Linked DNA regions of Homo sapiens: region 1 is linked to region 2. Evidence: chromatin contacts called from ENCODE Hi-C or POLR2A ChIA-PET data. All regions are on one chromosome and are shown on one strand. Each heading gives the region's core, a stretch centred on a gene start or an enhancer-like site at or near the end of the contact. The rest is flanking DNA. Distances are from core to core; before and after follow the strand shown.

Region 1 (5,061 bases), core at 1-2,500, 1.8 Mb before region 2:
CAAGGGGAGGTGGAGGCAGGGGAAAGTCTGGGGTAGGAAGGAGAAAGACGTCGGCCGGGGTCCCTCTACCCCTCACCCAAGCTCCCCTCAGTTAACCGCTCTAACCCCTAACCCAAGAACTCTCTCAGGGGTCCCAGAGCGTGTGGGGAAGCAAAGGAGGGGCGCAGGGCGCCCTGGGAGTACCAGGTCAGGAAAGGCCGGGCGCACTGCCGAGGAGTGGTGCAGCTCCCGTTACACTTCGGAAAACGGACCCGGAGGGGAAGATTCGTGCCCCACATTCCCGACTCCCACTCCCAGGCGGGGGACTTGGAACGGTCCCAGGAGCCCTGGCTCCCAGCCACGAGCTCCACGATGAGGTAAGAACATCTGCTCGGGACAGGGTGGCTGCGCCCAGCCCCCTCGGCAACAACCTTTCCAGACATCCCCAAATTCCCGAAACGACTGCCCCCCACCCCGGCTCCTGCCGGGGTACATTCCCCAAGCCCCGCCGCATACCTTCCGGGGGCGGCGGGGGAATCTCGCCCACCCGGCCCATCTGTGCGCGCTGGGCCCCGGGTGCCGGGGGAGGCTCGCTGTCCCCGGGCCGGAAGGGATTCACTTTGGGCTTTGGGGCCACCACAGGGCCGAACTTCTTCTGCGGGGCGTAAAAAGCCGGAGCCGAGACCGAAACGGAGATCGCGGGAGACGGGCGGGGGGCCGCCATGGCCGGGCCGGGCTGCTGGGGTGGGTCGCCGGGTTACGCAGCGCGGAGCCGGGCTCAGGAGCCCCAGGCGGTCCCAGCTCCCCTTGGTGACCCCCACTCGCCCCCTCCCGGCGCCCCGCGCCCCCTCCCCGTGGGGCCGCCCTGCCGCTCCCCGCGCCTCACCGCAGGCCGGAGCGTGCGCGCCGCGTCTCGGGTGGCCGCCTCGGCGCCGGGTCCGCAGACTCTGCGTCCCGGTCCGGAGCAGCCTCCAGCCGGGCGGGGAGGGACACACGGAAGGAGGAGGGAGGGAGAAGAGAGGGGGCGGGGAGAGAGCGGCGCCCAGACCATACAAGGAGCGGCCCGGAGAGGGGGCGGGGAGAGCGGGGAAGGGCGGACCAGGCAGGAAACTCCCCCAGGAAGGGGCCCTGATCCTGCCTCAGGCCGGAGGCTCCGCCGAGGTCCGCTCGCCCCCACCCCACTCACTGCCGCCCCCGCCGCCCCAGCCCGGCTCAGACCCCCACTCCCTGAGCACAGGCCTCTGATGTCATTTCCTGACCTGCCTCCCCCTCCCCGCCCGACCCGCGGGTGCCCGAGATCTGACTCACCGTCCCCCTCCGGGCTTAGCCGGCGGAGGTGGGGCGGGTGCCGCCGAGGTAGCCACGCAGCCCCTGTGCGCCTCCGGCCCGGCCCAGCGACCTCCTCTCGGGCCTGCCGTTACCCGGTCCCCTCCTGCCACCACCCGCTACCCGGCCACCCCGAGTCCGCCTGGGGTGGCCGAACGTATGGAGCTGGGCTCCAGGGTGCACGGGGATGGGGGGTGAGGAGCGGGGCGTTCTCCCTCCCAGCACCCCCCAGCTGACTCTGTGCCCGGAGGGGGTGTGTGAGCCGGAACCTCCAGCATTCTTGGGGATACGAACTTCCAACGCTGGGCAGCCTCTTAAGGCTTCTAGGAATTCGCATCCCCAGCGCCCCAGCCAGCAGATCGGTTGCGAGAGGGACCGTTCGGGTCCGCGGGGCCGGGAATGGAGGTGGGAGGGCGGGGCCGAGGCGGCGGCCGCCTGCGGACTGGAGACCCGGGAGGACGGACGCGGACGCGGGCTGCTCGTCTTTTACGGCCCTTCAACGCCCACCACGACCCACTCCTCTTGGAGACCCCGGGCGACGGTGGGGCTCTTGGGCATTCTGAGACTGCGCTTGGTGGAGACCCCGGGCGACGGTGGAGCTCTTGGGCATTCTGAGACTGCGCTTGGTGGAGCCCCCTACTGGCCAGACTGGATTTCTCAGCCTGCGACTCAGCCCCAGGCTACACGAAAGAAGCCAGACCTGGGTAATTCTTCTAGTTCTTTTTTTTTTTTTTTTTAATTGCACTGGGAAACTTCCCCAATCTCGGCCCCAGTTCTTTCTCCAAACTAAGGAGTCATGGCCTTTCGCCCGCTAGTCCAGTATGCACCCGTAGGCGCTTCATTTTCTCTCCTCTTGTCAGCTTTTACTGCCTCCTGAGGCCTTCGTCTTGTTCACACTGAGTGTCCAGTCCCTCCAAATCCGGCTACACTCTACTGGCAAGGAGCACCTGGGCCATGTTTTAGAGATCATCCGAGGACTAACCCCAAAAGTTTATGAAGAGAAAGCAGAGGCCGAGCTGAAGAGATGGACCCGGGTCACACCCAGGTAAAGGCAGGATCTAAACTGAAACTGGTGTCAGATCTGGTTGCCTTGCACCCCTGATATCAGGTGAAGCAACACTGGGCAGGATAGAGCAGAGTGAGGTCAGAGTGTGAAGATCCAGCCTGATGCCCAAACTGACGCCTCTTCATTCTCCCCTGCTCCATCTGTAAACGTCACGGTTAATCCATCTACTTTATTGCATTATATAGAGAAATAAATGAAATGTCATAGCTGTATGCGCTATATGACTCAGTATTATTATTCAAATTCCAGTTCTGCCCAGAATGAAAATTCTGACCTGGTTACACTAAGGCGTTTTCCCCCATATGTCCCTTTCTGGGTTGCCAGGCAGATCTCTCAGGGGCCTCGGTATGTGCAATGTCCTCTCTTTCCTTCAACCTTATTAAGTCTTTAATTATACCTAGGACGACATCTTAATCACTTTTGCAAACCCCACTGATCTTTTTCTCTGGCATCTCATTGTCTTTGTCACCACCAGTATTTCTCACAGCCACAGGCATGTGTGGCCATGTATGATGGGTAGTACGCAGTGCACACCTCTCTGACACGCTCAAGCCAGCCCTGGGCCTGTCTCTGAAGACATGTTAGAAATTTGATACTGGATTTCCTGTGCATGTTGGAGATTGTGTCTTGGGCTTCACAGACCAAAAGTCTCATCACAAATCCTTCAAAATATGGCCCCTTTGGGGAAAAAAAGATAGTTAAGAAGATGATTTCAAGATAACTCATAGGAATAAAAGCTATCTACCCTCTAAATGTCTCCTTAAGTAATGTGCGCGTGCAAAATAGAGTATGTGTAATTGTTAGGCAGCTGAACCTATTTTTAAATCAGAAATAGAAGAGTGCGTAGGCAGGCATAGTTTTACTGACAACTAAGAGCATTCAGAATGCGGAATATTCAAACAAAGACTTTTAAGCCAGCCATTCTAAATACAAGTAGAAACACCCAGAGTATCCCAGAAGAACAGAATCACTGCCCAAGATGTCTCAAGAGGAGCAGCAGAGTCAGTGCTCTTAAAATGAAGACAATGGGCTGGGCGCAGTGGCTCACGCCTGTAATCCCAGCACTTTGGAGGCCAAGGCAGGCAGATCACTTGAGGTCGGAAGTTTGAGACAAGCCTGACCAACGTGGTGAAACCCAGTCTCTACTAAAAATACAAAAATTAGCCTGGTGAGGTGGCGGGAGCGTGTAGTCCCAGCTACTGGGGAGGCTGAAGCAGGAGAAGAATCGCTTGAACCCAGGAGGCGGAAGTTGCAGTGAGCCAAGATCACGCCACTGCACTCCAGCCTGGGCAACAGAGTGAGACTCCATCTCAAAAAAAAAAAAAAAAAAAATGCAGGAAATGAACAAGAGTGGCCTTAACGATTGCTGGGCATTTTTCTTAAGTAAGCAATTCTAATTGATATCCTTAGGCAGTATGTGTGAAGTACAGCAAATAAGAAGATGTTCCTGACTAAAGAATGCCCAACAGCTTAAGACCAGGCCAGGGAGACAAAGTGAGAAAATGGCCACTGCCCTTTACTACCTAAAACATCTTCACGCGCCTCCAAGGATTTATAACCATCAGGTACCAGAAAGTTTTCTTCAAGAGTGCACAGCATAAAGTAGGAAGTTAAGAGCAGTCAGGGAAGGAAAATGAAAAGACAGTGTCACAACAAAAGAATGATTTCTAAAATGGAAAGAGAAATGTGACCAGGAGGTTCTTTCCATATGCCAACTGCAGATGGATAGAGGTTCACTCACGGGCCAGGGACCACGTGAAGCATTCTGAAAACAGCAACAATAGCAGCACCCTAATAACATCAACAACTATAATAGCAGCACACGCTGAGAGAATGCTTAGAATATTGTTTGAGGTGCAATGCTAAGCACTTTAAATATATTAGCCCTGGCCAGGCACAGTGGCTCACGCCTGTAATCCCAGCACTTTGGGAGGCCAAGGTGGGTGGATCACCTGAGGTCAGGAGTTCAAGACCAACCTGGCCAAGATATAGTGAAACCCCATCTCTACTAAAAATACAAAAATTAGCTGGGCGTGGTGGCACGTGCCTGTAGTCTCAGCTACTCAGGAGGCTAAGATGGGAGAATCACTTGAACCTGGGAGGCGGAGGTTGCAGTGAGCCAAAATCGCACCACTGCATACCAGCCTGGGTGACAGATCGAGACTCTGTCCAAAAAACAAACAAACATATATGTATGTTTGTTTATATATATATTCGCCCCTTCTAATCATCACTATAAACCTGTGAGGAATATACATCATTATCCCATTTTTTAGTTAAGGAAACTGAGGCTAACTGGATGTTGGATTTCTCACCTCCTAAACTGCAAAATTTTTTTGCAACACAAATATTAAGACTCTCCTGCCCCATCCTTGCTTCCATCCTTGTATTCCATCACTTCTCCTCAGGCCCTCCTACCTGGTCCATCAACAGCCCCTTTCAAGTCTGCCTTCACCCCAACACCCCTACTTTATACCTGTGGGCTACCATTTTCTCTTTCTGTCTCATGACACCATCAAATTCTGTCTGTTTATATATCTATCTGCATGTGAACACATACACACATTTTGTATATGCAAGCTATATGTATACGTGCTTTTGTAAAATAGCACATTTCCAGAAGATGTCAAGAATTGTTAACAGCACAGCCAGGCGCAGTGGCTCATGCCTGTAATCTCACCACCTTGGGA
Region 2 (4,952 bases), core at 838-3,337:
AGGGGGTGGTGCACAGTCAATGAAGTCTTCCCTGAGCCTTGAATAATGAGGAGGAAATCACTAAAGTAACGAAGGAGTTTTGTGGATGCTATTGTCTGAATGCTGTGTTCCCCAAAAATGGTGATGTGGAAGCCCTATCCCCATTGAGATGGTATTAGGAGATAGAGCCTTCGGGAGATAATTGGGTCATAAGAGTGGCTCCCATGAAAGGGATTAGTGTCCTTATGAGACTAGACACTACAGAGATGGTCTCTCTGCATTGTGAGGATACAGCAAGAAGACAGATCTCTACAAACCGAGGAAGAGAGCTATCACCATGCACTCAACCATGCTGGCACCTTAACTTTGGACTTCCAGCCTCCGGAACTGTGAGAATTAAATTTCTGTTGTTTAAGCCACCCAGTTTTTGCTATTTTTTTTTTACAGTAGCCCAAACTGAGAGTGTACAAAGGCATAAAAGACAGTAAAGTGTGTTGAGAGAAACATACGTAGATAGTTGAGGGGAGAATTAGGTTCATGGCTGAGACTGGAAAAAGGGGGTATGATCTAACAGTAATACGCTGGGGAGAATTTAGCAAGGCCTATTTGTTCTGATTCTTCTCTGTGTACCTGTGTCTTCAAAGATAAGGGCATTCCTTTCCTCGATCCTATACTTACAGGATGAGCACCTCTCACTGAAGGGTCTTATACAGAAGAAGGTCAAACAATTCTTTTATGGCCTGCTTCAGGGGAGAAAAGTGGGAAGACACAAAGTGACTTTCCTGCTTCAGTTGTTTCCTCTAATGCCAACGAGTCATATTTTGCGGCAGTGTGTCCTGAATCTCATCAACAGCGGAGTAAAAATTGGAGTGTCTAGAACAGGGGTTCTCAACCTTTAGTGCAGAACTTGTTAAAAACACAGAATCCTGGGAACTGCCCCTTCCCGCAAGAGTCTCATTTGTTCTGGAATTAAGCTGTCATCTTCACTTGTTAACAAGTACTCCCATGTTGGTTGCAATGGAGGTCACCACTATACCAGACTTTGAGAAACAGTGGTTTAGAGATAAAGGATTGAAGACCAGGTGGGATTAGAAAAGACCTTGAACCCACACTAAGGACTTTGGCTATTATTTTGAAGACAATGAAAAACCTTTAATGGGCTTTAAGCAGGTGAGTGATATAATCATATTTGAACTGTTAAAAGACCACTTTATAGCAGAATGAAAAATGAACTGGAAGAAGCTAAAATTAAAGCTAAAGAGAACCATTAGGAAGTTATTGCCATAATCTGTAGGCTCCTAAAAGAACAAACCAAGATAAAGGATGGATTTGGAAAGCTTTAGAAAGTAGAAATTGGCAGCAGTTGGTGGTCCATTGACTGTAGTAAGTGAGAGAGGAGGAACCAAGCCAGGTTTTTGTGCTTGGGTGACTGGTTGAATAGTGATTTCAGTCATTTAGATTTGAGTGGTAGGTTTGTGGAGAAAAGTAGTGCGGTTTAGGAGATACTGAATTTGACACGCCTGTGGAGTATCCAGGTGGAAATGTTTTTCTTACTAGATAGTGAACCCCTCATGGGCAAGTTCGTCTATCCATCTGCAGCACCAGAACCTAGTAAAGCGCCAGAATGAATGAACCAACCAACCCATCAATGGATCTGATACTATTGGCCCCATTTTGCAAAGGGCTATGCTGAAGCCCAAGGGACGAAGTGAGGGGGGTCCACAAGTTAGCGACAGCTCTGGGACTCGAACCCAGGACAGCTGACTCCCGCCGTGACCACGGGATCCGCGCGAGGCCCTCCCCTGCCGCGCCGGCCAGGCCCGCACCCCCTACCCTCAAGCCGCGCCGCCGCCTGCACCCACGACCCCTGATGCTTGGGTCCCCGCGGCTCTCGGCCCAGCGCGACTCCAGAGGCTCCGCCCAGCGCCCCGGGCCCCCATCCCGACTCCCACCCCGCTCGCGCGCTCAGTCCCAGCGACCCGCACTGCGCTCCCCGCCTGGGCGCCGCTGCACTCACCACGGCTGGTCCAGCTCGCGGCTCTGCCTTTCCTGTGTGCTCCCTCCAGATTCCCCGGCTCGTTCAAGGGAAACCGCTGCCGCCGCCCTCGGGTTCCGCCGCGGGGCTGCGAGCGCGCGCGGGCCAGTTCGGGCCGGGGGCGGGAACCGGCTCGGATGCTCAGGGACGGTGGGGGTGGCAGGGCCCACCGGCTTGAGGCTGCCTTTCCCGGCGTTCCCTCGTTTATTGGCTCACTCTTCCTTTCATCCATCCATCCTTTGCGCAACAATATTTGATGGGAAGCCTGCCAAGGTAACACTGTTTTAGCACCTGGAACTAAGTCGGAAAATAAATTAACTAAATGAACAAGGCCATTGGAGATGGTGCTCCGTGCCACGAAGAAAATGAAACGAGGTGATGGAAGGCAGTGCGGGAAGGGGGAGAACTGTGTGAAATTAGGCGGCCTGCGCTAGGCCTTCTGAGTAAGGGGCCATTGGTCTGAGACCTGGATGTCAAGAAGGAGCAGCTGAAGCAAAGATCCAGGGGAGAGAGCCTGGAGAGGGAAGGGCCCGTGCAAAAGCTGAAAAGCCTGGGGCACTCTGGCGAGTTGCAGGCCAGTGTGGGTGAGACAGAGAGAGCTAAGGAGACAGGCCAAGCGAGGAAGCTGGAGAGGTGGAGACAGGCCACGGCGGCCAGGAGTTTGGACATGACATTAAACAGGGCGAGAAGACATTGCGGGGGTGCAATCAGGGGCTGGTGGGACTGGTTTCCATTTCACACAGCTCTCTGGCCACAGGTGCTTGATTGGATTCTAGAGAACAAGAGAGCAACGGAGAAGCTAGGCCAATGCCAACCTCCAGACAGTTTACATTCTGTACTCGCCCACCAGATTGGTGTGGGGACAAAGCCAGGTCCTTCTTCTTTCCAGCATTCAGTCTGCCAACTTTTTTTTTTTTTTAGACAGGGTCTCACTCTGTGGCTCAGGCGCTAGTGCAGTGGTGCAATCTCAGCTCACTGCAGCCTCTGCTTCCCGGGTTCAAGCAATTCTTGTGCCTCAGCCTCCCGAGTAACTGGGATTACAGGTGTGTGCCACCAGGCCCAGCTAAATTTTTTTGTATTTTTAGTAAAGACGGGGGTTTTGTCACGTTGGCCAGGCTGGTCTCGAACTCCTGACCTCAAGCGATCTGCCCGCCTTGGCCTCCCAAAGTGCTACGATTATAGGCATGAGCCATCGCACCCGGCCAGTCAACCAACATTTGAGTGTGCACTAGGCCCTGCATCAGGCACTGGGGGTATGCTCAGGTACAAGGCCCTTCATGGTTCCTGCCCCATGGAGCTTGCTATCTAGTCTGCACATTTCCTACGTGTAGACATGCATCCTACCTATGTCTCCCTAGGTGAATGCTTCAAAAAAAAAAGGCCGGGGCGGGGACCTTCAATGAGGCTATGGTGCAGTAAACATATTCCTTATGCCAGGGTGCACCAATCCATTGGGCCACACTGTTTAGTAGCAAGAAATTTCTAGCCCTCTCTCCTGAGTCTCCATCTGTAAACTAGGGGACTGAGAACATTACTATTAAAAAAAAACCCTTCTAGCTCTAAAATGTTGTCATAGGGTATGGAAGACCATTATTTTCAGTTCCTCTTTTCCAACTATCTAAAGCGTTTGTGTTTGGAAATAAGCTTCTGAACTGCTCACCTGCAGGCTAGAAAAATCTGAGACTTGATTTTGATGTTCCAAGGGTCAGACTCAGCGTATGCTTTAGGGCTTCAGCATGAAAGTGGTTCCCCAAATAAGAAAAGGTCAGCTTTGATGAAGGATGAAGAAGGATGGAAATATAGGAGATTAAGGGAATCTGAATACACACCTGCAGGCAGATGTGTAGGTTGGAGTTTTGGAGACCTATACCAATTCTACTCTCTTCCAAATACCATTTTACTAGGATGCATTCAGATTCCAGAATAATCAGGCACAAGCTCTAGCCAGCCCTGAATGGGTTCCTGCAGCCCAACAGAAACCTGACACTCTGACTTAGGCAGCCCCAAGAACTTCTGTTAGGCTGGGCGCAGTGGCTCAAGCCTGTAATCCCAGCACTTTGGGAGGCCAAGATGGGTGGATTGCCTAAGGTCAGGAGTTTGAGACCAGCCTGGCCAATATGGTGAAACTGTCTCTACTAAAAGTACAAAAATTAGCCAAGCGTGGTGGCAGGTGTCTGTAATCCCAGCTACATGGGAGGCTGAGACAAGAGAATTGCTTGAACCTGGGAGGCGGAGGTTACAGTGAGCCGATATCGCGCCATTGCGCTCTAGCCTGGGCAAGAAGAGCAAAACTACCTCTCAAAAAACAAAACAAAACAAAACAAAACTCTTAGTCAAGGATTAACACAAGTTCCCTCTCATAGTCAAAGAGAGTCCTGGAGAGCTTCCTTTGCTGATCCGTGTTAAGGATCTACGATGCCAGAGAAGACTCAGGTCTGACACTCTGGCCCTTAGAGGCCTGGAACAGTGCCTCGGGCACAGTCCCTGAGGCTCAATGGCACATTCATGCCACAGAGAGGACCAAAGACAGATCCAAATGCACACAGCCAGAGAGAAGGGCTTGGCTTATGTACTTCCTTTTCCATGTTCTTTGTTCACTATCACTAACAGCTGAGCGAGGTTCCCAAGGAGCTATTTGGAATTTGCCTGGGTCTTCAGCTCTTGCCTGGGATCGTCAGAGAAGAACATTTTGCACTGTCAAGGATAGGGACTTGTGTCTCTTTTCACAACTAACACATTGCCACATATAATACTATACTTTATGCATATTGAAATAAGTGACACATTGAAAGTATGGGCCCCAGTTGCTTACAAAATGAATTTATGTTCCCTTGAGGACGAATGTACTGACTGACATCTAGTAGCTCCCAGGAATGGAAGAGTCTTACAACTCAAGATCTCTAGCATTTTCCAAATATGGTGGCTGACCATCCCAGTA

What was found. A loop is a pair of places that touch in the nucleus more often than their neighbours do. ChIA-PET counts read pairs that join two places held with the same protein, here RNA polymerase II (POLR2A). Pooled maps may share reads with other maps.
Region 1: a pooled map shows a loop between it and region 2 (4-fold over the local background). The contact joins the promoter of FAM131B-AS2 here to the promoter of AGK-DT in region 2. A Hi-C loop is called at or near these places in 5 of 50 pooled maps. POLR2A ChIA-PET finds 5 or more read pairs at or near these places in 2 of 52 experiments (activated CD4-positive, alpha-beta T cell and activated naive CD4-positive, alpha-beta T cell).

What each region holds. Positions count from the first base shown.
Region 1 is chr7:143,377,214-143,382,274 of GRCh38, reverse strand. FAM131B-AS2 (FAM131B antisense RNA 2) reads left to right here and starts at 1,250. Exons shown (of 2, transcript NR_161353.1): 1 at 1,250-2,009; 2 at 2,166-3,120. It overlaps ZYX (zyxin), which reads right to left and starts at 930. Exons shown (of 10, transcript NM_003461.5): 1 at 866-930; 2 at 496-718; 3 at 1-27. The coding sequence starts at 703. It also overlaps a transcript of FAM131B not described here. RefSeq lists silencers at 411-460, 491-1,520 and enhancers at 2,021-2,110, 1,234-2,134, 2,291-2,370.
Region 2 is chr7:141,548,479-141,553,430 of GRCh38, reverse strand. AGK-DT (AGK divergent transcript) reads left to right here and starts at 2,087. Exons shown (of 6, transcript NR_183408.1): 1 at 2,087-2,287. AGK (acylglycerol kinase) reads right to left here and starts at 2,021. Exons shown (of 16, transcript NM_018238.4): 1 at 1,997-2,021. RefSeq lists silencers at 1,777-1,956, 2,137-2,226.